2 separate regions of the Homo sapiens genome follow, and region 2 is linked to region 1. A link is an interaction called in ENCODE POLR2A ChIA-PET data of the cell type or tissue named here. Cell type or tissue: OCI-LY7. All regions are shown on one strand. Links, peaks and the distances in the headings refer to the core of each region. The heading gives the core; the rest is flanking DNA. Region 1 holds the start of ZNF473-AS1 (ZNF473 antisense RNA 1). Region 2 has its middle 8.5 kb from the start of MIR4751.

Region 1 (15,412 bases), core at 4,573-12,572:
AGCACTTTGGGAGGCCGAGGCATGTGGATCACCTGAGGTCAGGAGTTCGAGACCAGCCTGATTAACATGGTAAAACTCTGTCTCTACTAAAAATAAAAATAAAAAATTAGCTGGGTGTGGTGGCACATACCTGTAATCTCAGCTACTTGGGAGGCTGAGGTAGGAGAATCGCTTGAAGCTGGGAGACAGAGGTTGCAGTGAGCTGAGATTGTGCCATTGCACTCCAGCCTGGGCAACGAGAGCAAAATCCATCTCAAAAAAAAAACTTCATTCCAAAGATTTCATACTTTTTCTATAAATAAGAAATCTCCCTTTCTGTTTTTATGAAACTGACTTTATATGTATATATATTCACATATGTATGGTATATATGGCATAACCACATGCAAACATAATTTTAAGAAGTTACTTTTCTCACTTGATATAATGTGGATACTTTCCCATGATAATGCAAAATATATACATATTGTACATATTACACAAAAATATATACATGCATAGGTATCTTCATTTTTCACAGCTGTGTAATATTTCATGCTAGGGTTTCTTTAATTTGTTTAACCAATCCCTGTTAATGGATATTTAAGTTGCTTTCATTTTCTTTTCCATCATTGGATATTTATTATTTGACATATGTACAAAATGAATTCCTACAAGTATACTTGTGGGATCACAGAACACCTACATTTAAATTTTTCATAGTTATTTCTAAATAGTCCTCCAAAAGGGGTGAAACAATTTGCACAACTCCTGGAAGTGTATATGAGTGCCTATTTCTCTGTTCTTTACTTCCTTCCCAAATACTTGGTGTTAGTCATTTTTTAAAGCAATTTTAATCTGATAGGTAAAAATGTCCTCTTGGTTGTGAGATTATCTTTTTATGTATTTATTGATGTTTTCTATTCTGTGAATTGCCTATTTATGTATTTTGCCCATTTTTAATTGAGAAGCCTTTTTGTATTGATTTATAACGGCAAGTCCTTATATATTACGCATATTAACACTTTGGTATATAAGTGACTAATATTTTCTCCCAGTTTCTCTTCAATTTTGTTTATGTTTGTTATACAGAGTTTTTAAATTTTTAGGTATTTTAATCTATCTGTATTTTCCTTTATAGTTTTTGGATCTACTATCATGCTAACAAAGGCCTTCTTCACCCCGAAGATTATGAAAAAAAAGTTCTGCTATATTTTATTCTAGTACTTTTACGATTTTTTTCACAATTAAAACTTTGATCCATCAGGATTTTTTTTTTTTTTTGAGACGGAGTCTCGCTCTGTCACCCAGGCTGGAGTGCAGTGGCGCAATCTCGGCTCACTGCAAGCTCCACCTCCTGGGTTCACGCCATTCTCCTGCCTCAGCCCCCCAAGTAGCTGGGACTACAGGTGCCTGCCACCACGCCCGGCTAATTTTTTGTATTTTTAGTAGAGATGGGGTTTCACCGTGTTAGCCAGGATGGTCTCAATCTCCTGACCTCGTGATCTGCCTGCCTCGACCTCCCAAAGTGCTGGGATTACAGGCGTGAGCCACCGTGCCCGGCTGTTGATCCATCTGGATTTTTAAATAATTTCTGGTATAAGATAGAGATTCATTTCCAGCCAAGAGTATTCTGTTTGTTTAAGGAAGAAAGGGAATTTATTAGCCTATGTAATTGAACAGTTTTGCCTTCAGGAACAGATGGATCCAGGTGTTTAAGAGACATGTCAGTAATCTGGTCACTCCTCTTAGCTCAGCTTCCTTTTTGGTTAGTTTCATTTTCTGGCAGGTTCTCCCCCCATGGTGGCAAGGTGACCACGAGCAGCTCCAGGCTTATCTCCTATCACCTTAGAAACCTAAACAGAAAGAAGGCATGTTTTTCCTATCCCTCTCTCCCACTCAGTATCTCTCAACTCTCCCTTCAAATGTTGAACTTGACCACCTCTCACACAGTTCAAACAAGAATGATAATTTACTGGCTTGAGTAGCTAAAAGCATCAAAAGCAAGACACTCATCTTGTTTATGCTAGCACATCAGGATGCCTTCAGCTGTGACTAAAAGAAAACCCCAACTCAAATTGTCACAAACACCAGGAAGAAGAAATGTACATTTAGGGCAGATTCCAGCTGCAATTCATAGTATTCCTCTACATTTCTCTTGAGGTTGATATTATTTATATTATTTCACATTATGTTCTCAAAGAATTATGTTTCTTGATCCCACAGTCCCTCCTTCATTCCCATCTCAGCCCCTGCCTGTTTACTTCACAGCACTTTTTTTTTTTTTTTTTTTTTGAGACAGAGTCTCATTCTGTGGCCCAGGCTGGAGTGCGGTGGTGTGATCTCGGCTCACTACAACCTCTGCCTTCCAGGTTCAAGTGATTCCCCTGCCTCAGCCTCCTGAGTAACTGGGATTACAGGCGCCCGCCACCACGCCTGGCTAATTTTGTCTTTTTAGTAGAGACGGGGTTTCACCATGTTTCCCAGGCTGGTCTCGAACTCCTGGCCTTAAGTGATCCACTCGCCTTGGCCTCCCAAAGTGCTGGGATTGCAGGTGTGAGCCACCACACCCAGCCTACTTCACAGCACTTATAATTTCCAATCATGTCTCATGGTTACTGCCTGCCCTCTGTCTTTCCCCGCTGTATCCCTAGCGTCTGCCCAGTATACAGTAAGGTTCTCAGCAAACATCACCAACTGACTGACTGATTTACTTCCTCAAAGGCTGAAGACATTCCTCTCCCTACCAGCAGGGTAGGAGAACGGCAGTTTCCTCACACCCTCGTTGAGACTTTTAATTTTGGCCAGATCTATAGATATAGTATATTTTCCCTTCTCTTCCTGGCGACCTCCTGCTCATCCCTCAAAGCCTTTTTCAAAGGCCGCCTCATGGGACAGGAGCAGTGGCTCATGCCTATAATCCCAGCACTTGAGGGGGAGGCAGGTGGATCACCTGAGGTCAGGAGTTGGCGACCAGCCTTGGGCAGCATGGTGAAACCCCTACTGTTGGGAACGAGGTTTTTGGTGTCGCAAAAAAAAAAAAAAAAAAAAAAGAATTAATGCGGGAACAAATGATCTCTCAGCAAGGTGAGCTTTACTTCCTGCAGAAAGGGTGCTACTCAATAGCTGTCCAGCCACGAGACCCCGCCAAACTAAGGAGACAGAGTTATTATAACCTGATGTGTCTACCCTACTGCTGTGTCCAGTTTCCATTGGCTGGAATAGGACCTCACATTTTACACTTTACCCGATTGGCTATTAGTTTAAAACTTTTTTAACTGGGTAAGGGGAACAGAACAAAGAAAAGGAAGTTGCCCAGGGGATAGTTAAGGATGCTTCCTTAACTATGCACTATGTCCTGGGGCTTGTCTAGTTCTGTCCAGGCATGCCGGAGCAAGCTAGGACAGCTGATTTGGAATATATAATAGTGGATAGCAATCTTATACTAAGAAATTGTGACTTTTTATAATCTTTGAAGAATAACTTTCCCATTTTTCACACTACTAAAAATACAAAAGATTATCCAGGCATGGTGGCGGGCGCCTGTAATCCCAGCCACTCGGGAGGCTGAGGCAGGAGAATCGCTTGAACCCGGAAGGCGGAGGTTGCAGTGAGCCGAGATCGTGCCACTGTGCTCCAGCCTGGGCAACAGAGCGAGACCCCGTCTTGAAAAAATAAAAGTAAAAAACAAACAAACAATAAAAAAATAGTCTCCCTTTGAGAAATCTTCCCTCACATCAACTATTTCAGTCCCACCCAGCCCGGTTTTTCCTTCCTTGTGCTCTAATATTCGTTTTCCACCAAGTTTTACGACCCGATCACGCTGTTTGTCCAGCACCCATACTGCTTACGGGCTCCGGTAATGGGCAGCTCCAGCCTGCGGCGTAGACAGTTGCCATGGAGAAAGACAGGCGTTTCCAGAGTTGACGGTTGCCGTGGAGACAAAAGCCGCCCGCACGCAGTGGGGGCGGGGCTTACAGAACGTATTTTGCGATTGATCCACAGGAAATAGACGCAGCTGCGTGGATCGCCTTCTCCACCCCACATACTGAAGCCAGAATAAGCCACGACTTCGTGTGCTCCACGCGAGGGCCGCCTGACGCCAGAGTTTCTCCCGCATCTGCCATCAGAGGACCGTCGCCCTCAGGAGCCCGAGCTCCCGCGGTACTCTGGGAAGGGTAGTTCATCAGGGAGTCTGACAGGCGCGGAAGTATCCGTGGGGCCGGGGCAGCGTCGCCACCAACGTGGGGATGCTGGTGGGGAGCAAGCTTCGCGTGGGAGGCCGATCCGAGGTCCAAGCCCCCATTTGCCAGGTCCTTGAGGGCCCCACTGTCTAGTGACATTCATCACTTGCCCTCCCCATTTTGGGCCCATTTTGGCCTGAAAAGTGGCCCCGAGCAGTTGGGGATTTAGGCCACCGAGAGGAATAGGGGCTTGAGAATCTGACGGCAGCCTGTGAGGCTGCAGGGGTGGGGACGGGTTTAGAGGCAGCGGGGGTGGGGTTAGGGCGTGGCCAGGAGCCGAGTCAGCACAAGGATTGGCTGGAGTAGGCGGGGAAGGGAGGTGGTTATTAGAGAACTGAACCCAGGAGGCCGGCGTGGGCGGAACCTGCTGATGCTCGTTTTGAGAATCCTTACACTGAGTATCATTCTTGAGTCCACTGAAGAAACTGAGGCTCAGAGAGGGCAGTGGACCCTTAAGTTCAGTAATTCATTAGAAGGGCTCACAAAACTCAGCAAAGCTGTTATACTTGATTGCATTTACTACAGCTAAAGAATAGAGATTAAAACCAGCAATGGGAAAAGGTGCATAGGATGGAGTCTAGGAGAGACCAAGCGTGAGCTTCCAGGTGTCCTCTGCCAGTAAAGTCATATGGAAAGCATTTAACGCACTCAGCAATGATGTGTGACCGCACACAAAGTGTTGCCAGAGAAGCTCACCCACGCCGTGGTACCCAGGGTTATGGGGTTGGTTATGTTGACAGGGCTGATCACCCTGACTGACCTTAGTCTCCAGCCCTTCCAGAAGTCAAGCTGGAATTTAGCTGGGGTATCAGTTCCGACAAGGGGTCCCCATCTCTGAAATGTTGGGGGAGACCTTGGCCCTAGAGAAGACTTTGCTGCTGCTTTATACCTTGACCTCGTTTGAGCTTGTCTTTGCATCAGCCTCAGAGGTGTTGGGTTTTGCCATCTTAGCCTTGCTTGGTTTAGGCTCCTGTAGCTCATTTCTTTTTCCAATCACATCTTTTTCCTTTATTCAGAGACAGGGTCTTGTTCTGTCGCCCAAGCTGGAGTGCAGTGGCATGATCACAGCCTACTGTAGCCTCAACCTCCCAGGCTCACGATTCTCCCACTTCAGCCTCCCTAGTAGCTTGACTGCAGGCGTGTACCACCACACCCGGCTGTTTGTATTCTTTGTAGACACAGGATTTCACCATGCTGCCCAGGCTGGTCTCAAACTCCTGAGCTCAAGCAATCCACCCACCTCAGCCTCCCAAAGTGCTGGGATTACAGGCATGAGCCACCACACCCAGCCTACCACACAAACTTTAAAATGTTTTAAATTTATCTAAACTTAAACTTTTATCTAAATTTAAACTTTAAATGTTTTTAAATTGTAAAAATATACATAAAATTTGCCATTTTAATCATTTTTAAGTGATCAGTGGCCACTACCCAGCTAATTTGCATATTTCTTTCGTAGAGACAGGGTTTCATCACGTTGTTGAGGCTGGTCTCGAACTCCTGGGCTCAAGTCATCTTCCCACCTAGGCCTCCCAAAGTGCTGGGATTACAGGCATGAACCACCACACTCGGCCCTATCAGCTCAGTTTATAAAAAAAAAAAACTTTCTATTACTACCATGAGCAGGAACTAGTATCTCTTGTCACTTGTCACTAAAGGAAAAAGGTGGGGACAAAAATTAAAGTATAAACAAAGTTATATGTATTACTGGATGCTAATTAGAAACACTCCCCAAGCCTGGGGCCTGACATGTCTGTGAAGAGTGAACTGCAGGCTGCCTGTGCTCTCTCCTTGGTTACTTAGGCCCACACACAGACTGAAAAGTGTTGTTTGATGATGCATCTGAGGACCAGCTGAACTTGTGTGCCTCCTCAGTGGCGCATGCCCCGCCCAGACAGTGGGAAAACTGAGCTGCTCCCTCTTACTGATCGCCACCAGAAGCCCTCCCCAGCAAAGACGTGAGGCCTGGCAGGCAGGGACTGATGCGTGGCTGCATGGCAGCAGGCTGAGAGAAGGAACCAATGCTTTTAGACTCAAAACTTTAATCAGAGAACCAACAAATATGCACACACGGAGGGCGTTTCTACCTTGGCCTGCAGCAACACAGGTGACTGATTTACAGACTGCCCCCACACCCAATGGCTGCCAGTTTTCCATAGAGTCCCTATTGTGTCACAGCCCTGCAACACTTTGTACACTCTTTTGGTATACAACATGCCCATCTCCCCGACAAGACAGAGCTCCAGAGGACGGGAACCATGTGCGAGAAGTTAAATGTTGCAACCATTTGAAAAACAGTGTAAGGCCCCAATGGTTAGCCAACAGGTTCCCAGTTTCAACTAAGTTTAACAAACTTAACCAGCAGAACTCCAGGTGCAAGAGTTGAAAAGCCCAAGGGTGCAGAGCACTCACTCCCTCACCATTTTCAGCACCTAAAATATGAAAGGTATTCAAAGTATGTGTCCAGTGCTTTTCATAAGACTACTGTGTTTCAGCAAAGGTGTGACTGAGCCACTTAGTGGCAGGGAACAAACACCCAGAGCTGACAAGACACTGGTAGGGAACTGGTTGTGTGGTTCCATCTCACTGGACTCTCCAACAATCCTTGGTGATCCCAGAACTTCCTGTGACATGAGGGAATGTGGCATTTTCAAGATGTCACTTGTCAACTAACAGCAATCGTCGATGAAAATGGGTTCATTTCTGATTCCAGAAGCTTCAGAGCAGTAGTGCATAGTGTATGGATACTACCCGCCCCCGAGCCTAGCAAATTGCCTGGTGAGCGGCCATCCTGGATAAATGGTGAATGATGACATCCCAGTGGTCACTTCCACACACCACAGGTTTGACCCCTAAGTATGTCTTCCATATGGGTTGTTTCATATGCGGTTAACACCCTGATCAATGCAGCTTTCCTGATGGAATCCAGCTGTGTTTTGGTGTCAACTCCCATGAAAAATTGGGTGTCTTATTGCATAACCAACACTGTTAAATGGAGGAAGGTCATAGGAAGAGGGAGCATGTGTTTGTGGGATAGGGAGTCCTCTTTAAGTGAGAAGCTTGGGAGGTTAGGAGTGGAAGGTTGTAGCTAGTTGAGGTGAAGAGTTTACATGTTCTTTTTGGCTTTCTGGGGCTTAAGAAAAAAACCAGGAGAGATAAAGGGACAAAAAAGGCCAGGCACTTAAGAAGAGTAAAGTGCTGGAGAAAAACTGTAAAAAAGGAAAACTTAAATTAAAAGCGATACATTGTAAGAACATTAACTACAGTAAACACAGATTACTAATTCCTTTCTTGTAACACAAGTATATTTGTGCTATAGCTGATGTGTATTTGTGGCTTACACTTGGTGAGCCCTCATGTGCTGGCCATCAGTTCTAAGTGCTTCACATTTATTTATTTAATCCTCAGAAAAGCCCTCTGAGGTAGGTGATGCCCATTTTACAGATAAGGACACCGAGGCCCTGAGAGATTTTTCTGACCTTCCCAAGGTCACTTAGGTAGTAGATGGCAGAGGTGGGATTTAACTCAAGGTAGACTGGCTCCAGAGCCTACCTCTGAATCCTGACGTTGTACAGCTTCTCCACTTTTGTGTTTTCATTGTTATAATGAAAAACATGCGCACAAACTTTCTAATCAATCTTTAGATGCATTTATTTGGAGAGAAACTTGCAATGGGATAGTTTCCAACTTTCAACATCCGAGTAACGGTCTCATATTCTGGGACTCTGCTGCCACCCAATGGCTACAGGCAGTATTGCTGCTTGTTGTGTACACGCTGATGGCGGCTGAGGCTCGAGTGGCACCGAAAGGCTTTCTGGCAACGTTGACACTGATAAAGTGTCTCCTGGGTGTGAACTCTCAGGTGCTGGTTGAGATGGGCACTGAGGACAAAAGCTTTGCCACACACATTACAGGAGTAAGGCTTCTCCCCTGTGTGAATTCTCTGGTGCTGTGTTAGATTTGCTTTCTGGGCAAAGGCTTTCCCACATTCACCACATCTGTAGGGCTTCTCCCCAGTGTGAACTCTCCGGTGAATAGAAAGGCATGAGCTCTGGGTGAAGGCTTTCCCGCATTCCTGACAAACATAAGGCTTTTCTCCAGTGTGAATTCTCTGGTGGCGGACAAGCTCAGCACTCAGGCCGAAGGCCTTCCCGCAGTAATCACATACATAGGGCTTCTCACCTGAGTGAATTCTCTGATGCTTAGAAAGGCATGAGCTCTGACGGAACGTTTTCCCGCATTCGTTACACACCAACGGCTTCTTTCTGGCATGAGTTCGCTCATGCTGAACAAGGTAGTTTCTCTGGGTGAAGACTCTGTCACACTTACTACATTTAAAGGGATTCTCTCCAGCGTGAATTAACTGATGTTTTGAGAGGTGTGCACTGTGGCTGAAGGTCTTTCCGCATTCGTTACATTTAAAAGGGTGCTCCTTTGTGTGGAAGGACTGAAGTTTGATAAGGGAGGCACTGCTGATGGCTTTCCCTTGCTCACCCCATTTATACAGCCTCACTCTAGAGTGGATTCTTTGATGGTGAATGAGCCGAGTACTTTGGCCAAAGGCTTTCCCACACTGGTCACATTCAAAGGGCTTCACTCCCCTGGTGTGAATCCTCTCGTGCTGAGTTAGGTATTTGCTGCAGCTAAAGGTTTTCTCACATTTGTTACACTTAAAGCACTTCTCTTTCTGTTCTGGGTTCTGATCCAAGATCTTCCCACTCACAAAAAATCCTTGTTTTTCTCTGGCGTGAACACTCTCGTGGCACTTCAGGGTTGAGCCGCAAATGAAGCGTTCTCCGCACTCCTGACATTCATATGGGGTTTTGACAGTGTGCATTTTCTGGTGTTGCACAAGGCGATTGTTATCGCTGAAAGTCTCCTTGCATTCAGCACAGCTATAGGGCTTTTCTGCGGTGTGAATGGCCTGATGTCGCATCAGATGTGAGGGCCGGCTGAAACTCCTGACGCATTCCTGACATTTGTGGGGTCTGTAGCCTGTATGAATTCGCCGATGTTCATTAAGGTGAGTGTGCCGGTGGAAGGCCTTCCCACACTCACTGCATTTGTAAGGCTTCTCTCCACTGTGAACCCTCTGATGGATCTTTAGGGTAGAGTTATGCCTGAAGGATTTCCCACGTTCGTTACACTTATAAGGCTCCTCTCCAGCATGAAGAGCCTGGTGTTCAATGAGCAGCGAACTGTGCCTAAAAATCTTCCCACACTCCTGACACTCAGAGGTAGTTTTTGCAGCGTGAGTTTTCTGATGTTGGATGAGGTGTTTTCTCAAGTTGAAGGTCGCCTGGCACTTGGAACACTCATAGCGTTTCCGAGTGTGGATCTTCTGGTGCCGAGTAAGGTGGAAGATCCGGGTAAAAGCCTTGCCGCATTCGTTACAGTTGTAGGACTTACTATCTGTGTGAGTTTTCTGATGCTCACCAGGCTGTGTGTCATGACTGGGTGGGTGGTCACTATCTTGACTCTTACATGGTTTTTCTCCAGTGTGAGTTTTCTGATGCCACAGGTATGTACTCTGACTAAAAGTTGTCCCATATTCATTACACACATAGAATTTGTAGCCCGTGTGAGTTTTCGGATACACAGAAAGGGAAGCATTCCGGTCAAAACCTTGCTCACACTCTTGATGGACAGTGGGTTTCTCCCTAGTATGAGTGATCCAGTGCTGGGTAAGACGGTAACTCCCACTGAAGCTTTTCCCACATTCACTACATTGATATGGTTTCTCCCCTTCCTGAACAGAATCCTGCTGGCTGTGGTCGGAGTAGGAGAAAAACTCACCCCTATATTCCTTAGACTTAGCTGGTGTGAGGGTCTTTTCAGAAACATTATGCACCATGGAATCTTCTCCCGTGGAAACGGTGGACACAGGACTGAGTCCTCTCTTTAATTCATGACTCTTGCATTCCGTGGGACTTTCCCCGTTGGTGGCAATATCAGACCTCAGAAGACTTTCTGGATCGCCTAGCAAACTATCTAACCAGGTGTCCTCTATACAGGCTTCTCCGAAATTGGAGTTCCAGAAGCCATCCTTGGATAACATCTCTATAATCTCCTGGGAGAATCCTTCTTCGAAGAAATCCTCCATCAGAGGAGAGTTCTTGGTCTCAGTCACATCTGAAAGAGCAAGTGCAAATGTCTCCTGTTCACTAAGGGTGAGAACACAGACAAGAGCAAGTAGGGGTGATAGATCTTGAGTCCAGCCTATCCATCAAGGGACCCAAAGGGGTGACCCATGTGGAACTGGCATCACAGAAAACAGACAGAGCCCATTCCCAGGAGGGTCAAGAAGGGAGTTGGGAAACCATAGGGTTCAACGAGGAGGGAGATTCTACCATTACCTTCACACCTAAGTGACTGACCAAGTTCCCTAAAAAATCGCCTGGACTCACCTGCTTCTACTCTCCACTCTATCCTGTACTGTCACCAAAATCTTCCTCCTCATATCCTGCATCCTCTATCCCAGACAACACCCCGCTCTCCCCACACCACCATCCATCCAGTTCTCCATGCTAGAATCCTGGGAGTCAACCTCCTCCCTACCTCCCTCAACTTGGCACTATTTTCATTTGGTCTCTATCGAAATGTCTCAACTCCCTTCCTCTCCTCTCTTTATCACTGACTCAGCATCTGACCCCAGGCTGCTCATTGGTCTCCTGTTTGTCTGTCTCTCTCTCTCTCTAGTCTTCCACACTAGCCCTAAAGGGCTTTGTAGTTAATGGATCTGACTATATCACTCCTCTGATTAAACCCTTCCATGGCTTCCTGCCTGGAGAAAAGAAATGAGTGTATTAGCCCAGTGTTCTTTGTGCTGACCTCATAGAACTCTTGCGGTTCCCTAAATCCACCAGACTTTCTCCTCTGTGCCTTTAATGGTCCCTCATGCTGGATGGCACTTCCTGGACTAACTCCTCTAAGTCTTTTAATACCCAGCTTATCACCCTTCTCTGAAAGGCTTCCCTGACAACCCCATCCCCATTCTGCTTTAAGTCCCCTGCCCTGTATTCTCTGAAAACCAGCTGAGCACTGACCATCCTCTACCATAACAGGTTATGAAAGGGTCTGACCCCTGACCCTTACCAGAAGGTAAGTTCTTTAATGGGGACCTTCCACTGCTCATCCATCCACTGCCACAGAGGCGGCCACGAGAAAGATTCACAGGACAGAGTAATTCCCATTCATGGTATGCTTGTTCACAGGCAGGAGTGCCTCAGGCACTCTGTTACACTCGACAACCTCCTGTAAGGTAGGCACGTTTCTGCTTTCTTACAGGTAAGTGAGCAGAAGACTGAGGATTTGAACCCCTCTGACTATATATATATATATATATATATATATTTTTTTTTTTTTTTTTGGAGACTGAGTCTTGCCCTGTTGCCCAGGCTGAAGTGCTGCACGATCTCAGCTCAACGCAACCTCTGCCTCCTGGGTTCAAGTGATTCTCCTGCCTCAGCCTCCCGAGTAGCTGGGACTGCAGGTGCCCTCCACCACGCCCAGCTAATTTTTGTATTTTTAGTAGAGACAGAGTTTCAGCATGTTGGCCAGGCTGGTCTCGAACTCCTGACCTCAAGTGACCGGCCTGCCTCGCCCTCCCAAAGTGCTGGGATTACAGGTATGAGCCACCACGCCTGGCCCCCATATTCTTAACTACCAAGCTGTATGCTCTCTGGGATCCTTCACAAAACATGAATGTCACTGCTCTGCTGTATGCCTCCAGTCTCCCCATCTCTCCTCTCCTCCATCATCATACCTTTTCCAGCCTGTCCCTTGTGCAGTTCTTGGCTCACCATCTGAGTATCTATGAGACTGCTTAAAGTCTCTCTGCCTGGAATTAAAACTTGCAAATGAAAGCCTTCTGAAACCACATCTTGTTCTGAATTGTCACCTTTGCCTCTGCTCATCTCTCCCACAGATATCCAGCTCACTCTCCTCACCACACTTGTGCTCATGTTGTTCCCTCGGCCTCAAATGCACCAACAGACATGTAATAGGCACCCCTTATATGCCAAGCATGATGTCAGGAGCTGGGAATACAGGGTGAATCAGCTAAGCCCTGCTTCCAAGAGCGGCATGCTGTTAAAGGGGAAAGACGCTTATGTGGTAACTATGCAACTCAAGTGTCACTACTAGAGGATATGGAGGTATATTTGTTAGTAAAGGCATGGCTACCTATGTTTGGAAACAGCCAATATGCTGAGGTGACAGAAACAGAAAGCAGAAGTTGTGAGAGCCTGTGCATGAGTTAGTCACCTATGAGGAACACTGATGTGCTGAAGAGGAGGCTGCAGAGGCCTCATGTACACGAGCCTGAGCGTGGTGAGCCAAGAAGGGAGCTGCAGACTGACTGGATGGGGTACAGCCTGAGATTCCTGTGGTCTCTGGTTCAGGGCCCTGCTTCTCATGCTGGGGACGTCTCTACCATGGGTAATACCCCAGGAATCCTCACCACCTAACCTGATCCACCTGGAGGAACCCCGGCTTGGGAGATGGCAGGGCAGATGCTCTTGGCAGCATTCAGGCCTGGGCTTAAGTTACTCCCTGATGTGGCCATCTGCTATGCCCCAGGGATAGGAAGGAAAAATGGGCCTGAAGGAAAGGAGGTAAAAGAAGTAGAATGAGGGTCAACACACTCAGGGAGCACAAGGCAGGAAAGTAGAGAGACCAACTGAGAGAGTGGAGGGCGTACCCTTGTTGAGTCTGGAAGGAAAGAGGAGGAGCTGTGGAGAGGCACCAGGATAACCCTGTGCTGAAGGGCAAGGTAGAGAGACCCCAGAGTGAGGGTCTATAAAAATGTCCTGATCCCCCCAGCTCCCAGGACAAGGGGATGGAAGCCAGCGAGAAGCAGAGTGAAGTCCTGAAGCTGAGCGTTGTAATGTCTCGGTAGACCTGTGGGAAAGCTGGCTGCAGCCTCAGGATGGAGGTCTGGAAGACAGAAGGTACACAAGGGGCCCCTCTCCATCCACTCACCAGGGCTTGTTGCTTCTGGGCTTCCTCCTGCCAGAGGCTCCAGATCTTCACTGCCATCTGGGTGGGAGGTCAGGTTGGGTCTTGGGGGGTCTGCAGGGAGAGAAAAGCATTGTCACCCAACCAGGACATGGAGGACCATCCAGACACTCAGTGAGAACCTCCTGGCTCTCCTGACTTTTCTATGCTTTATCCTGCACGTGGCTCCTGTGTGTGGACGAGGTGCTGCACTGGGCGACTCTGGGGATGCCTGTCCTGTAGGGTTCCCAGTCCAGTGATGGAGAGGGAGCCAAACAATCACAATCCAGGGTGATCAAAGCTGTGACAGCTGGGGCTGGGGATACAAAGGACTTGTGACAGCTCTTTAATGGGCAGGATCTGCCAGGTGGAGAGGCACGTACTTCCTTAGCCATTCATGATTTATTCACTGACCCATGGGCCACACATTGCCTGAGGCCTCCATGGGCCAGGGACAGAAAATGTCAGGGTCCCAGAGCCCAAGCAGTCCTGAGCCATACCCTCCACAAGCTTCCCCAAGGAAGGGAACAGAGTCACCATCCAGGAGGGATACAGGCCACAGCGGAGAAAACGCCACTGCTGTCTTTGAAGACTGAGAAGCCATGAGTCAAGCAATACAGGTGACCTCCAGAAGCTGGCAACGGGCCAGGAAGGACTATCTACGTGCTGGAGCCTCCAGAAGGAACATGGTGGCCCTGCCAACACCTCGCCTCCAGCCCAGCCACATGCATTTGGAACTCCTGGCCTCCAGGACTGTAACATAATAAAAGTGTGCTGGTGGAAGCCACTGTGTTTGTGGTATGTGTAACAGCAGCAATAGGAAACGGATACACTACTCATACATTCACACAAATGGGTGAAGGGGCAGTCGAGGTAAACACACTTCTTACTGTGGGCTGTAGTTTAAAAATTCAAAAAGACACTGAGGTAGGACCTCCCACGAGATGCTTCTTAGCACACACTGGCCAGTCTGGAGAAAGTCTGCCCCAATGTGATGAGATTCTATCAAATGATAGTTTCCACCGTGTGTTATCTTTTACTTCTTTCATCTTTTGGAGTAAATTATTTTTCTGGTTCTTCAAAAAGAAAGAACTGAGGCAACAGAGAGGGAAAATGAGTTAATCAGGTGACACTGATGGGGAGCTGGGGTGATATGGCCTTGGAGCTGCACAGACCTTAGCTGGAGTCTGGGCCCTGCTGCTGTCTCACTGTGTGACACTGGTGTGCAGAAGAGGGCGACACAGCAGGCTGGCTGCTCTCCTGGGAAAAGCCTGCTGGCAAGGCTGGATTTCAGGGGGGTACCCCGTGTCTCCAGAACTGAAGAGACACGCTCCCTGGACCTAAACTGTGCAAACACGGTGGCTTACACCTGCTTTCCTTCTGGGGGGCTGGAATTTTGGAATGTGCCAGGCAGAGGAGCCCACATGACCAGCCCCCAGTAAAAACCCTGGCACTGAGTCTCTGATGAGCTTCCCTGGTGGACAGCATTTCACACGCGATATCACATTCTACAGTATTGCTGGGGGAATTAAGCATGTCCCATGTGACTCCCCTGAGAGAATTCTGGAAGCTTGTGCCTGGCTTCCTTGGACTTTGCCCCATGTACCTCCTCCCTTTGCTGACTGTGCTCTGAATCTTTTCACTGTAGTAAGTCATAGCCATGAGTCTGACTACAGGATGAGTCCTGGGAATCCTAGCCAATCACTGAATCTGTGGGTGCTCCTGGGGACACTGACACAGCTGGGAAGGTGACTGCCACTCTTTTAACCTCAGTTTCAGACCAATCGGCAAAAGAGGGACAACCCAGCTTCTTCATGGGGTGACTGGAGGATTGAACAAGCAAGTCCTAAGAGCTGCTACTCAATCATTCATTAGTTTAGAGCTGTCTGCTGGGCCCTAGAGCAGGTACTGTTCGTTCCAAACACTGGGGACACGCCCTGTCCTCACACAGCTCCCGCTCTGAATGATACAATGGTAGTTAGAACGTGAGGGAGCGACAGACAAGATGAGTAGGAGAGGAGGTATGGAGTTCTAACAGGGTCCCAGGTTAAACTTTAAAAATGTAAGCCCTGAGAGCCGCTTAGGCAGAGGGGAGGGCAACTGGAAGACTTTGAAGTATCAGCTTGAAGAATGACTGACTACAAGTAGGAAAGTGGTGAAGACAAGGCTGGGGAGGCAGATAGGGGCCAGAG
Region 2 (14,536 bases), core at 1,528-9,527, 100 kb after region 1:
AATCCCAGCACTTTGGGAGGCCAAGGCAGGCAGATCACATGAGGTCAGGAGTTCAAGACCAGCCTGGCCAACATGGTGAAACCCCATCTCTACCAAAAATACAAAAATTAGCCAGATGTAGTGGTGCACACCTGTAGACCCAGCTACTCAGGAGGCTGAGGCACGAGAATCACTTGAACTCAGGAGGCAGAGGTTGCAGCGAGCTGAGATTGCACCACTGCACCCCAGCCTGGGCAACAGAGTGAGGCTCTGTCTCAAAAATAAATAAATAAGGCCGGGCACAGTAGCTCACACCTGTAATCCCAGCACTTTGGGAGGCCAAGGCAGGTGGATCACGAGATCAGGAGATTGAGGCCATCTTGGCCAACATGGTGAAACCCCATCTCTACTAAAAATACAAGAAAATTAGCTGGGCATGGTGGTGCGCACCTGTAATCTGAGCTACTCAGGAGGCTGAGGCAGGAGAATCGCTTGAACCCAAGAGGCAGAGGTTGCAGTGAGCCGAGATTGCACCACTGCACTCCAGCCTGGGCAACAGAGTGAGGCTCTATCTCAAAAATAAATAAATAAAGTATCCCACAGAGGCGTGTGTGCAGCGAGTCCCTCGCCTGAGTCACACTTTTTCTTAGGGGAGCCCACTAGGTATAAAGTTCTGACCATCCTGACCCTGATGGTGGCCTCTGCAGGGCAGTTCCAGCCTCAGAAGTCTCTGAAGTCTCAGCTGACGCTGGGGTTGGTCTGTGTCTCAGCTCGTTTCTCCCTGTGCCCCACTTGCTTCCTTCTCCTCCACTCTAAAGGGTTTTTTTTTTCTTTTTCCAGATTTTTGAGGCATAACTGAAAGATAAAAATTGAGTATATTTACCATGAACATCATGATGTTTTGATATTTGTATACATTCTGAAATGAGCACTACCTGTTCCATCACCTTCATAGGTCTCTCTCCTTTTTTTTTTTTTTTTTTAAGACCAAGTCTCGCTCCGTCACCCAGGCTGGAGTGCAATGGCACGATCTCAGCTCACTGCAACCTCCACCTCCCGGGTTTCAAGCGATTCTCCTGCCTCAGCCTCTCGAGTAGCTGGGATTACAGTCGCGTGCCAGCATGCCTGGCTAATTTTTGTATTTCTAGTAGAGTCAGGATTTCACCATGTTGGCCAGGCTAATCTCGAACTCCTGACCTCAGGTGATCTGCCCCTTTCGGCCTCTCAAAGTGCTGGGATTACAGGCATGAGCCACCATGCCCAGCCACCTCCACAGTTCTCTTTGGGTGTGTGTGTGGCAGAAACACTTAAGATGTACTCTGTTAACAAATTTCAAGTATGCGATACAGTATTGTTAACTGTAGTCACCATGCTGTACAGTAGACTCCCAGAACTGATTGTTGGTTGGTTGGTTGTTGAGACAGGGTCTTGCTCTGCTACCCAGGCTGGAGTGCAGTGGCACTGCAGCTCACTGCAGCTCACTGCAGCCTCAATCTCCTGGGCTCAAGTGATCCTCCCACTAAAGCCTCCTAAGTAGCTAGAACCACAGGCACATGCCATCACACCCAGGTAATTATTTATTTATTTATTTATTTTGTAGAAACGGGATCTCACGGCAGGGTGCGGTGCCTCACGCCTGTAATCATGCCATCACTACTAAAAATACAAAAATTAGCAGGGCCTGGTAGTGGGTGCCTATAATCCCAGCTACTAGGGAGGCTGAGGCAGGAGAAATACTTAAACCCGGGGGGCCGAGGCTGCAGTGAGCTGAGATCGCGCCATTGCACTCCAGCCTGGACGCCAAAAGCAAAACTCTGTCTCAAAAAAAGAAAAGAAAAGAAAGAAACGAGATCTCACTATGTTGCCCAGGCTGGTCTCAAAGTCCTGGCCTCAAGCAGTCCTCCCGCCTCAGCCTCCAAAAGTGCTAAGATTACAGGTGTGAGCCACCATGCCGGGCTGACCCCATCTTGTAAATGCAAGTTTCTACCCTTTGACCGACATCTGTCTGTTTTTCTCCCCTCCTAGCCCCCAGCAACCACGGTTCTAATTCTACTTTGTTTCCATGAGTTTTGTGGCAGGAGAATAGGGGATTAGAGGAACAGGGGTTCAGCAGGTGCAGCCAGTTCCTACAGGCAGGAGAGCAGCAGGTGTGGCTTACAGGTCACGTCTTCCCTGGTGATAACAAGCCACATCAGCCTCTGATTGACTGCGGGCCGGGTCTCCACTACGGCCACTGATTGGTCCTGAGCCAATCCTTCATAGCATCTAACCAATTGGAAGCCTCTGAAGGGCGTCTAGGGGTGTTGCCGGGTTCCTTCTAGCTTATTACAAACCTTAATTGGGGAGGCTCTTGAGCTGCTGGCTCGATCCCGCTCCCACTCTGAATTGTCTTCAATAAATCTGTGCTTTTCTATTCACAATAGCAAAGACCTGGAATCAACCCAAATGCCCATCAATGATAGACTGGATAAAGAAAATGTGGTGGGCTGGGTGCAGTGGCTCACGCCTGTAATCCCAGAACTTTGGGAGGCCGAGGCAGGTGGATCACGAGGTCAAGAGATGGAGATTATCCTGGCCAACATGGTGAGACCCCGTCTCTACTAAAAATACAAAAAAGCAGGGTGTGGTGGCGGGTGCCTGTAGTCCCAGCTACTCGGGAGGCTGAGGCAGGAGAATCACTTGAACCCGGAAGGCAGACGTTGCAGTGGGCCAAGATTACGCCACTGCACTCCAGCCTGGGCAACAGAGTAAGACTCTGTCTCAAAAAAAAAAAAAAAAAAAAGAAAAAGAAAAAGAAAATGGTGCATATACACCATGGAATACTATGCAGCCAGAAAAAAGGATGATCATGTCCTTTGCAGGGACATGGATGGAGCCGGAAGCCATTATCCTCAGCAAACTAACACAGGAACAGAAAGCCAAACACCACATGTTCTCACTTATAAGTAGGAGCTGAACAATGAGAACACATGGACACAGGAAGGGGAAAAACCCACACTGGGGCCTGTCAAGGGGCCGGGGGAGGGACGGGATTAGGAAAAACAGCTAATGCATGCTGGGCTTAATACCTAGGTGATGGGTTGATAGGTGCAGCAAACCACCATGGCACACGTTTACCTATGTAACAAAGCTGCACGTCCTGCACATGTACCCCAGAACTTAAAAAAAATCTGTGCTTTTGTTACTCCATTCTTCTGCTGGTTTTTCCCTCCTTGCATTTTCTTTTGTTACTTGATTTGTGCATTTTGTTCAATTCTTTGTTCAACACGCCAAGAACCTGGACAACTCTCTAGTGACAGTTTGACTTCTGTGGATTCCACGCATCCGTGAGATAGCACGGTATTTGTCTACGTCTGATTTAGAGTTAACTCTGTTGTTGCAAATGGCAGGATTTCTTTATCTTATGGCTGAGTAGTATTCAACTGTATTATGCATGTTTTGTGTGTCTATGTGTGTGTACAGCTGACCTTTGAACAGCACAAGTTTACACTGGGTTATACACAGATTTTCTTCCTCTTCTGCCACCCCTGAGACAGCAAAATGAGTCTCTCCTCTTCCTCTTCCTCCTCAGCCTACTCAATGTGGAAACAATGAGGATAAAGATTTTTTTTTTTTTTTTTTGAGACAGAGTCTCGCTCTGTCGCCCAGGCTGGAGTGCAGTGGTGCGATCTCGGCTCACTGCAAGCTCCGCCTCCCGGGTTCACGCCATTCTCCTGCCTCAGCCTCCCTAGTAGCTGGGACTACAGGCGCCCGCCACCACGCCCGGCTAATTTTTTATATCTTTAGTAGAGACGGGGTTTCACCATGTTAGCCAGGATGGTCTCAATCTCCTGACCTCGTGATCCACCCGCCTGGGCCTCCCAAAGTGCTGGGATTACAGGCATGAGCCACCGCACCCAGCCTGAGAGGATTTTCTTATAAAAGAAATAGATAAATTGATAGACATTTAGGTTGATTCCGTATCTTTACTGTTATGAATAGTGGTGTAATCTACATGGAGGTGCAGGTATCCTTTTGATATATTGACTTCCTTTCTTTTGGATACATACCCAGTAGTGGGATTGCTGACTCATATGGTAGTTCTAGGTTTAGTTTTTGAAGAAATCGCCATACTCTTCTCATAATGACTACACTAATTTGCATTTCCACCAACAGTGTAGAAGAGTTCCCTTTTCTGGCTGGTCGCGGTGGCTCACGCCTGTAATCCCAGCCCTTTGGGAGGCTGAGGCAGGCAGATCACCTGAGGTCAGGAGTTTGAGACCAGCCTGACCAATATGGAGAAACCCTGTCTCTACTGAAAATACAAAATTAGCCGGGCGTGGTGGCGCATGCCTGTAATCCCAGCTACTCAGGAGGCTGAGGCAGGAGAAGCGCTTGAACCCGGGAGGCGAAGGTTGCGGTGAGCCAAGATGGTGCCATTGCACTCCAGCCTGGGCAACAAGAGTGAACTCTGTCTCAAAAAAAAAAAAAAAAAAGAAGAGTTCACTTTTCTGGGATGGAATCTTTCCAGGCATGTTATTTTTTGTCTTTTTTATAATAGCCATTCTAACCAGGGTAGGATGATATCTCACTGTGGTTTTTATTTGCATTTCTCCGATGATTAGGGATTAGAATATTTTTTCATATTCCTGTTGGCCATTTGTATGTCTTCTTTTTTTGTTTGTTTAAGATGGAGTCTCACTCTGTCACCCAGGCTGGAGTGCAATGGTGTGATCTCGGCACACTGCAACCTCCACCTCCCAGGTTCAAGCGAGTCTCCTGCCTTGACCCCCTGGGTAGCTAGGACTACAGGCATGCACCACCATGCCCAGCTAATTTTTTAATATATATTTTTAGTAGAGACAGGGTTTCACCATGTTGGCCAGGCTGGTCTCGAACTCCTGACCTCAGGTGATCCGCCTGCCTCGGCCTCCCAAAGTGCTGGGATTACAGGCATGAACCACCATGCCCGACCATTATGTTTTATTTTTAGAAATATCTATTCATGTCCTTTGCCTGCTTTTTAATGTGGTTGTTCTTTTGCTGTTGAGTTGTTTGCATTCCTTGTATATTCTGGATATTAGTCCTTGGTCAGATGAATAATTTGCAAGTATTGTCTCCCATTCAACATACTGTCTGTTCATTCCATTGGCTGTTTCCTTTTCTGCGAAGAAGCTTTTGGTTTAATGTAGTCCCATCTGTCTATTTTTGTTTTTGTTGCCTGTTCTTTTGAAGTCTTAACCATAAAATCTTTGCCTAGACCAATGTCTTGGATAATTTTTCCTATGTTTCATTTTAGTAGTTTTATACTTTCAGGTCTCACGCTTAAGTTTCTATTCCATTTTGAGTCGGTTTTTGTATATGGTGAGAGATGGGGGTCTAATTTCATTCTTCTGCATATGGATACCCAGTTTTCTCAGCACCATCTATTGAAGAGGATGTCTTTTTCCCAATGTAAGTTCTTGGCACCTTCGTTGAAAATCAGTTGGCTGTAAATATGTGGGTTTATTTCTGGGTTCTCTGTTCTGTTCCCCTGGTCTATGTGTCTGTTTTTATAGCAACACCATGCTGTTGTGGTTATTATAGCTTTATAATACATTCTGAAGTCAAGTAGTGTGGTGCCTCCAGCTTTGTTCTTTTTGCCCAGGATTGCTCTGGTTATTCAAGCTTTTTTGGTTCCATACGAATTTTAGGATTGCTTTTCCTAAATTGTCATTGGTTTCTTGCTAGGGATTGCATTCAATCCATAGGTTGCTCTGGGTAGTAATGTTATCTTAACAATATTCTTCCAATCCATGAGTACAAGATGCCTTTCCATTCGTTTGCATCTTCAGCTTCTTTCATCAGTGTTTTGTAGTTTTTCTTGTCAAAGTCTTTCATTTCCTTAGTTAAATTTATTCCTAAGTTTCTTCTTCTTTTTCTTTTTTTTTTTTTTGTAGCTATTGTAAATGGGATTGCTTTCTTGATTTCTTTTTCAGCCAGTTCATTATTGGTGTATAGGTTTGCTACTGATTTTTGTATGTTGATTTTGTATCCTGCCACAATTGGTTTATCAGACCTAAAAGTTTTCTGATGAAGTTTTTCTAAGTATAAGATCATGCAATCTGCAAATAAGGACTATTTGACTTCCTGTTTTCCAATTTGGATACCTTTTGTTTCATTATCTTGTCTGATTGTTCTGGCTAGGGCTTCTGGTACTATGTTTAATAGGAGTGGTAGAGGTAGACTTCCTTGTCTTATTCTAGTTCTTTGAGAAAAGGTTTTCAGCTTTTCCCCATTCAGTATAACGTTCGTTGTGAGTTTGTCATAGATGGCCTTTATTGTGTTGAGATATGTTCCTTCTATGCCTAGAGACTTGAAAGTTTTTCGGTTTTGGGTTTTTTTTTGTTTTGTTTTGTTTTTTGAGACAGTCTTGCTCCATCACCCAGGCTGGAGTGCAGTGGCACGATCTTGGCTCACTGCAAGCTCCGCCTCCCGGGTTCATGCCATTCTCCTGCCTCAGCCTCCTGAGTAGCTGGGACTACAGGTGCCCGCCAGCACGCCCAGCTAATTTTTTTGTATTTTTAGCCAGGATGGTCTCGACCTCCTGACCTCGTGATCCGCCCACCTCGGCCTCCCAAAGTGCTGGGATTACAGGCATGAGTCGCCACGCCCAGGCTGTTTGTTTGTTTTTTGAGACAGAGTCTCACTCTGTTACTCAGGCTGGAGAGCAGTGGCACAATCTCGGCTTACTGCAACCTCCGCCTCCTGGGTTCAAGTGATTCCCCTGCCTCAGCTTCCTAAGTAGCTGGGATTACTGGCGCCCACCACTATGCCCGGCTAAGTTTTGTATTTTTAGTAGAGACAGGGTTTCGCTATGTTAACCAGGCTGGTGTTGAACTCCTGACTTTAGATGATCCACCCGCCTCGGCCTCCCAAAGTGCTGGGATTACAGGCATGAGCCACCATGCCCAGACCTCACTGAAATTCTTTAATAGCAATATTTTGAATCCTTTTTCTGGCTGTAGGGACTAGCCCCACAGGGTCAGTGGGTTTTTCTCCCCGTGTGCGGAGACAAGAGATTGTAGAAATAAAGACACAAGACAAAGATTAAAAAAAAGACAGCTGGGCCCGGGGGACCACTACCACCAAGACGTGGAGACCCGTAGTGGCCCCGAATGTCTGGCTGTGCTGTTATTTATTGGATACAAAGCAAAAGGGGCAGGGTAAAGAGTGTGAGTCATCTCCAGTGATAGGTAAGGTCACATGGGTCACGTGTCCACTGGACAGGGGGCCCTTCCCTGCCTGGCAGCCAAGGCAGAGAGAGAGAGGAGAAAGAGAGAGAGACAGCTTATGCCATTATTTCTGCATATCAGACTTTTAGTACTTTCACTAATTTTGCTATTGCTATCTAGAAGGCAGAGCCAGGTGTACAGGATGGAACATGAAGGTGGACTAGGAGCTGAAGCACAGCATCACAGGGAGATGGTTAGGCCTCCGGATAACTGCAGGCGAGCCTGACTGATGTCAGGCCCTCCACAAGAGGTGGAGGAGTAGAGTCTTCTCTAAACTCCCCCGGGGAAAGAGAGACTCCCTTTCCTGGTCCGCTAAGTAGCGGGTGGTTTTCCTTGACACTGAGGCTACCACTAGACCACTGTCCGCTTAGCAACAGGCGTGTTCCCAGACGCTGGCGTTACCGCTAGACCAAGGAGGCCTCTAATGGCCCTGTCCGGGCATAACAGAAGGCTCGCACTCTTGTCTTCTGGTCACTTCACACTATGTCCCCTCAGCTCCTATCTCTGTATGGCCTGGTTTTTCCTAGGTTATGATTGTAGAGCGAGGATTATTATAATATTGGAATAAGGAGTAATTGCTACAAACTAATGATTAATGATATTCATATGTAATCATGTCTGTGATCTAGATCTAGTATAACTCTTGTTGTTTTATATATTTTACTATACTGGAACAGCTCGTGCCCTCGGTCTCTTGCCTCGGCACCTGGGTGGCTTGCCGCCCACACTGGCACTTTATAAATTTCTTTTCATTGGAATTTGTTGTGTGAGCATTATCACACTCCTTTGGAGGTTTCATATTTTCTTGCTTTTTCAAGTCTCTTATGTCCCTACATTGATTTTTGCGCGTCTGGTGTAACAGTCACTTCTTCCCATTTTTTGGATTGGCTTTCATAACGGAAGACTTTTTCATGAAGACATCGTATCTGTGGTGTTCACTGGGTAATGCTCTTCAGCTTTGATTCTAGCGTGCAGTCATGTAGTCTCTATGATTTTTTCAGCTACAAACAGCATTAGTAGTGTCTGACTTCCTCAGTGGCTTAGGATGTGGTTGTCACTGGAGGCTGTATTGAGACTTTGCTGGGGATGGGATGCCAGGTGGGTCAATCCTTGGCCTCCAGTGGTGACAGAGGCAGGCTGAGCATACCTATCCTTTGGCCTTTGGGGGTATACACAAGTACTGGTGTTAACAGGTCCAGATGGGCCAATTCATGAACCTCCACGTGGCTCACTTTGGTGCCAGCAGGGGCAGCAGTCAGCAAGGATGATGAGTGGGTCCTTGGGTCCCTGGGCTGCATGCATGGCATGATGGTGGCAGTGGCAATGGTGGGACAATCCTTAACTTCCCAGGCAGCAAACACTGGTGTTACCAGTGGCTGAGATGGGCTAGGTGGGTGATGCATGTCAGTGTGTGCCAGTGGTGATGGTGGCAGCAGGCTGGGTAGACCCATCCTCAGACCCCCAGGAGGAGTATATAGATACCAGTGGTGGCAGATGGGCAGGGCAATGCCAGGGCCCTAGGCAGCATGCTTGGGCATTGTGGGGAGCAGTGCCTGACTGGGTGGGCCCGTCCTCAGGCCCTGTGGTGGTGCACGTGGGTGCAGGTGGTGAACAGGCTGAGGCAATCCCTTGGCTGCTATGTGGCATGCTTGGGTGTTAGTGGTAGTGGCAGTTGTCGGCAAGGAGATCCTGTCCTCAGGGCATGTACAAATGTGCATGGCACTGCTGCTGGTGCAGGGGCAGGACTGCTGTCAATGGCAGCAGCCCCAGGCATGCAGCTCTCAGGCTCTGGGAAATACATGCTTTGGCCCCTGGTGAGGTGTCGGTAGTGGCCGTGGCCGTGGTGGCAGTCCTTTGTTTATTTTAGCCTATATTTTTTTTTTTTTTTTTTTGAGACAGAGTCTCACTCTGGCCCAGGCTGGAGTGCAGTGGTGCAATCTCGGCCCACTGCAAGCTCCGCCTCCCAGGTTCACACCATTCTCCTGCCTCCGCCTCTCGAGTAGCTAGGAGTACAGGCGCCTGCCCCCACACCCAGCTAACTTTTTTTTTTTTTTAATTTTAGTAGAGACACAGTTTCACCATGTTAGCAAGGATGGTCTCAATCTCCTGACCTCGTGATCCGCCCACCTCAGCCTCCCAAAGTGCTGGGATTACAGGCGTGAGCCACTGCGCCCAGCCTTAATTTTTTTTTTATTTTTTATTTTTGTTAAGACAGAGTCTTGCTCTGTCACCCAGGCTAGCATGCAATGGCACAATCTTGGTTCACTGCAACCTCTGCCCCCTGGGTTCAAGTGATTCTCCTACTTCAGCCTCCCAAGTAGCTGGGATTACAGGCATACACCACCACACCCAGCTAATTTTTGTATTGTTTGTAGAGACAGGGTTTCGCCATGTTGCCCAAGATGGTCTCGAAATCCTGGACTCAAGTGATCCTCCCACCTTGGCCTCCCAAAGTGCTGGGATTACAGGCGTGAGCCACCGCGCCCGGCCTCCTTCACTTGCTTTCACTTTACTCTGCTGGCTCACTCTTGAATTCTTTTCTGCACGAAGCCAACAACTCATGTGGCCTCCCAGGCTGAATCCCAATTTGGGGGTTCACCCTGTGACATTACAGTGACTTATTTATTTAATCTAGCTATTCTCCTGACCCAGGCAGAAACAGAGTTTCATTCGAGTCCCAGCACTGATGCCAACAGGGGGCCAATGTCCTCTGCGGGAGGATTTCACTCGGGGCTTGAGCAGCTATCCCAAGGGAGCTGGCTCCACTTCCACCCCAAGCAAGCAAGCACAAGGCCGAGGGAAGGCCATCTGGGCTGGGAGTCAGACCACTGGACTCAACTTGGAGATCTTCCTGCAGAAAAAAAAAAAAAAAATGTGGGCTTGGTGATTCACTACCCTGTTCTTGTCCTTGGTTTTCTCTTCTGTAAAATAAGAAATTTTTTTTGAGACAGGGTCTCACTCTGTCACCCAGGCTGGAGTGCAGTGGTGTGATCTCATCTCACTGCAACCTCCGCCTCCCGGGTTCAAGCGATTCTCCTGCCTCAGCCTCCTGAATAGCTGGGATTACAGGCGCATGCCACCACGCCTGGCTAATTTTTGTATTTTTAGTAGAGACGGGGTTTCACCATGTTGGCCAGGCTGGTCTCGAACTCCTGACCTTAGGTGATCCGCCCGCCTCGGCCTCCCGAAGTGCTGGGATTACAGGTGTGAGTGACTGCGCCCAGCCTAAAATGGGAATTTTTAACAACGGGTTCGACAAACATGCACCATCCCTTCTGAGCGCTTTGCATGTATTAACTTACGCAATGCCCGGAACCCTATGAAGTGGCTGCTGTTATCACTGCCATTTTATAGTGGAGGGAACCAAGGCACAGCGAGGCCAAGCACTATTCCCAAGGTCACACAGCCAGCAGGTGGCCGGGCGGGGCTCTATCCCGTGCTGTCAGGCACCAGAGAGACTCGGCTCTTCGGCCCCAGGCCGGAGCCTCCCTGCACTGACGGGATCGCGAATGGGGTTTGTGTGTGTCCTCCCCACTGGGATGCGAGCTCCGGGGGCGGGGACCCCTTCTGGCGCGGGAGGCATTTAATGAGCTCTCTGGAGAAAGAGAGTCTTAGGAGAGCCAATTCCCTTCTTAGCCGCCTAAAACCCCCTGCAGGGGTCTGCTTTGTGAACTGTATTCGAAGTCAGGGCTTCTAGTCCCCGTAAACCGACCAGAAGGAAATCACCGGCTTGGACGGTCTGAGTCTGGGATGGAGCAAAACCCACTCCCGGCGGGGTACGCGCGCCACCTGGCGGCAGACTCCTGCTAAGACAAACTCCGCCCAGAGGCCAGAAATGATTGGTTTTGGAAGCGTGGGGTCTGCAAACCGGCTATTGTCTGAAAATCAGTATGTCAAGCTGGGGGGAGCCTACCAGTGGCTTTCAAACTTTTCTGACCATGACTCACAGTAAGAAATCATTTCGCGCCCGGCGCGGTGGGTCACACCTATAGTCCCAGCAGTTTGGAAGGCTGAGGTGGGCGGATCACGTGAGGTCAGGAGTCGAGACCAGCCTGGCCAACATGGTGAAACCCCGTCTCTACTAAAAATACAAAAATTATCTGGACTTGGTGGTGTGCACCTGTGGTCCCAGCTACTCAGGAGGCTGAGGCCGGAGAATCGCTTGAACTCGGGAGACAGAGGTTGCAGTGAGCCAAGATCGCGCCACTACACTCCAGCCTGGGCCACAGAGTAAGACTCTGTCTGAAAAAAAAAAAAACAGACTTATACTCATTTCCCCACTTCATGGAATTGCAAGCATTCAATGAATACAAATACAAAACACATCAGAAGGCAGAAGTGGGAAGTAACTGCTTAACGGGGATGAGGTTTTCTTTTGGAGTGATAGAAGTGATTAGGAAAGAGAGGCAGTAGTTGCACAGAACCGCGAATGTACTAAATGCCACTGTTCTATGAAATGTTCCCTGTAAAATGGTTTTCTATTATATGAATTTCACCTCAATTAAAAAAATCATACTTGGTGAGGAGACTTTATTTAGAGACTCAGTCTGGCTATGTCACCCAGACGCAATCATGGCTCACTGCAGCCTTGAGGAAAGAAACTTTATTTGAAAGGATTTTTTTAAGGTGGGAAAGGGACTATTGCTATAAAGGTGAGGACATTGCAATAGGGAGAAGCAAAAGATTTGCAAGTGAGACAAGAATTGGGCAGGTTTTTTTCCTTTTTTTTTTTTTTTGAGACAGAATCTCACTCTGTCGCCAGGCTGCAGTGCAGTGGTGCAATCTCAGCTCACTGTCGTGCCATCATGCACGGCTAATTTGTAATTTTTTTGTAGAGATGGGGTCTTGCTATGTTGCCCAGGCTGCTCTGGAATTCCAGAACTCAAGGGATCCTCCTCAGCCTCCCAAAGTGCTGGCACCACAGGCGCAGGCCATGTGCACAGCCAAAGACTTTTTCTTTTATGGGGAGGAGTAAACAAGGTTAGAAAGAACCAGCTGTGGGAAAATAAGATGCAAGGGCTATTGTACAGGACAATCGACCAGGGAATGTTTTATTCTTCTCAGGAGAGGTGCTTAAGGAGGGGCTGTATTCTGGCTGAGGCTGTGGATGGACTGAAATTCAGAGGCCTGGCAGTGAGGAGAGTAAGTTAGGTTAAACAAGCATTTTGTTTCAATTGATCACTGGGGACAAAACAGTTCAGTTAATCATGTACGAGACAACGAAATGGGAATTTGGAGGGTCTATGTCTGCCCTTGTCTTAGACAAGGGGTTCATCCTCAAGTCTTATCTAAGTCATATACGGAAGGGTGGTTCTTCTCAGTAAGCCATCTCCTGGAATGCAAAAAAGCGGGAGGATTTCTTTTTTGTTGTTAGTTTTTTTTAACTTTTTGTAGAGACAGGGTCGTGCTATGTTGCCCAGGTTGTTCTCAAGCTCCTGGGCTCAAACGATCCTCCCACTTTGGCCTCCCAAAGTGTAGGGATTACAGGGGTCAGCCACTACACCTGGGCCGGAAAAGTGGGGGGATTTCTTCACTGTCGCTGTTGTCCACACACGCAAGGCTCCGGTAAAATTCCGCACTGTTGCAAAGAAAGATGCTTTGCTGCTGGGTGGAGAACTTTTTTTTTCTTTTTTCTTTTATTTATGTATTTATTTATTATTATTTTTTGAGACAGTCTTGCTCTGTTGCCCAGGCTGGAGTGCAGTGGCACGATCTCGGCTCAATGCAACCTCTGCCTCCTGAGTTCAAGCAATTCTCCTGCCTCAGCCTCCTGAGTAGCTGGGACCACAAGTGTGCACCACCATGCCCAGCTAATTTTTGTATTTTTCATAGAGACGGGGTTTCACCATGTTGGCCAGGATGGTCTCCATTGCTTGACCTCGTGATCCACCCACCTCAGCCTCCCAAAGTGCTGGGATTACAGGCATGAGCCACTGTGCCCAGTCTTTTTTTTTTTTTTTTTAACAGGTTCTTGCTTTGTCACCCAGGCTGGAGTGCAATGGCACAAACATGGCTCACTGCAGCCTCAACCTTTGGGTTCAAGCAATCCCCCCGCCTCAGCCTCCTGAGTACCTGGAACTACAGACTACAGGTTCATGCCACCACGCCCAGCTAATTTTCTTTCTTTTCTTTTTCTTTTCTTTTTTTTTTTTTTTTGAGACAGAGCCTTGCTCTGTTGCCCAGGCTGGAGTGTAATGGTGTGATCTCAGCTCACTGCAACCTCTGCCTCCTGGGTTCAAGCCATTCTCCTGCCTCAGCCTCCCAGGTAGCTGGGACTACAGGCATGCGCCACCATGCCTGGCTAATTTTTTTTGTATTTTTAGTAGATGAGGTTTCACCATGCTGGCCAGGCTGGTCTTGAACTCCTGACCTCAAATGATTCGCCCGCCTCGGCCTCCCAAAGTGCTGGGATTACAGACGTTGAGCCAAGGCGCCCGGCCCCACCTAATTTTTTTTTTGTAGAGACAGCATCTTGCTATGTTGCCAAGGCTGGTCCCCAACTTCTGGCCTCAAGCGATCCTCCTGCCTCAGCCTCCCAAGTATGTAGGACTACAGGTGCACACCACCTCACCCACTAATTTTTTTTCTTTTTTTTTTTTTGAGATGGAGTTCCACTCTTGTTGCTGAGGCTGGAATGCAATGGTGCGATCTCAGCTCACTGCAACCTCCGCCTCCCAGGTTTAGGGGATTCTCCTGCCTGAGCCTCCCAAGTAGCTGGGATTACAGGCGCCCACCACCATGCCTGGCTAATTTTGTATTTTTAGTAGAAACAGGGTTTCACCATGTTAGTCAGGCTGGTCTCGAACTCCTGACCTCAGGTGATCCACCCACCTTGGCCTCCCAAAGTGCTGGGATTACAAGCGTAAGCCACAGCACCCAGCCATTTTCTTAAAAATTATTTTTTGTAGAGATGAGGTCTCATTATGTTATCCAGGCTGATTTCCACCTTCTGGGCTCAAGCAATTCACCTGGCAAAGCCTCCCAAAGTGCTGGGATTGCAGGCGTGAGCCACTGCACCCACCCTGTTATCTTTATTACTGTCTTTTTCTTTTTTTTTTGAGATGGAGTATTGCTCTGTCGCCCAGGCTGGAGTGCAGTGGCGCAATCTAGGCTCACTGCAAGCTCTGCCTCCTAGGTTGAAGTGATTCTCCTGCCTCAGCCTCCCGAGTAGCTGGGACCACAGGCGCCCGCCACCACACCCGGCTAATTTTTCATATTTTTAGTAAAGACAGGGTTTCACCGTGTTAGCCAGGATGGTCTCAATCTCCTGACCTCGTGATCTGCCCACCTCAGCCTCCCAAAGT

The links. ChIA-PET counts read pairs that join two places held together with the same protein. Peaks named below come from ENCODE experiments on the same cell type or tissue, not always from the same donor. Only the 100,000 strongest peaks of a DNase experiment are listed, where the experiment ranks them.
Region 2: POLR2A ChIA-PET joins it to region 1 with 10 read pairs; 3 of 35 experiments call an interaction of 5 or more read pairs at or near these places.

What each region holds. Positions count from the first base shown.
Region 1 is chr19:50,039,613-50,055,024 of GRCh38, reverse strand. ZNF473 (zinc finger protein 473) reads right to left here. Exons shown (of 5, transcript NM_015428.4): 4 at 13,206-13,295; 5 at 6,249-10,355. The coding sequence ends at 7,966. ZNF473-AS1 (ZNF473 antisense RNA 1) reads left to right here and starts at 10,336. Exons shown (of 2, transcript XR_007067295.1): 1 at 10,336-10,393; 2 at 12,151-14,003. It overlaps ZNF473CR (ZNF473 cis regulating lncRNA), which reads right to left and starts at 4,436. Exons shown (of 5, transcript NR_138096.1): 1 at 3,831-4,436. RefSeq lists enhancers at 3,469-4,149, 4,181-4,390. In OCI-LY7, for the core only: CTCF peaks have their summits at 7,748 and 7,959 (motif pointing left); a DNase peak (open chromatin) is centred at 7,964.
Region 2 is chr19:49,934,316-49,948,851 of GRCh38, reverse strand. No RefSeq gene overlaps it. Among named protein-coding and RNA genes, the nearest start is that of MIR4751, 8.5 kb to the right of the region's middle. In OCI-LY7, for the core only: a CTCF peak has its summit at 8,445; no DNase peak of the experiment used is centred there.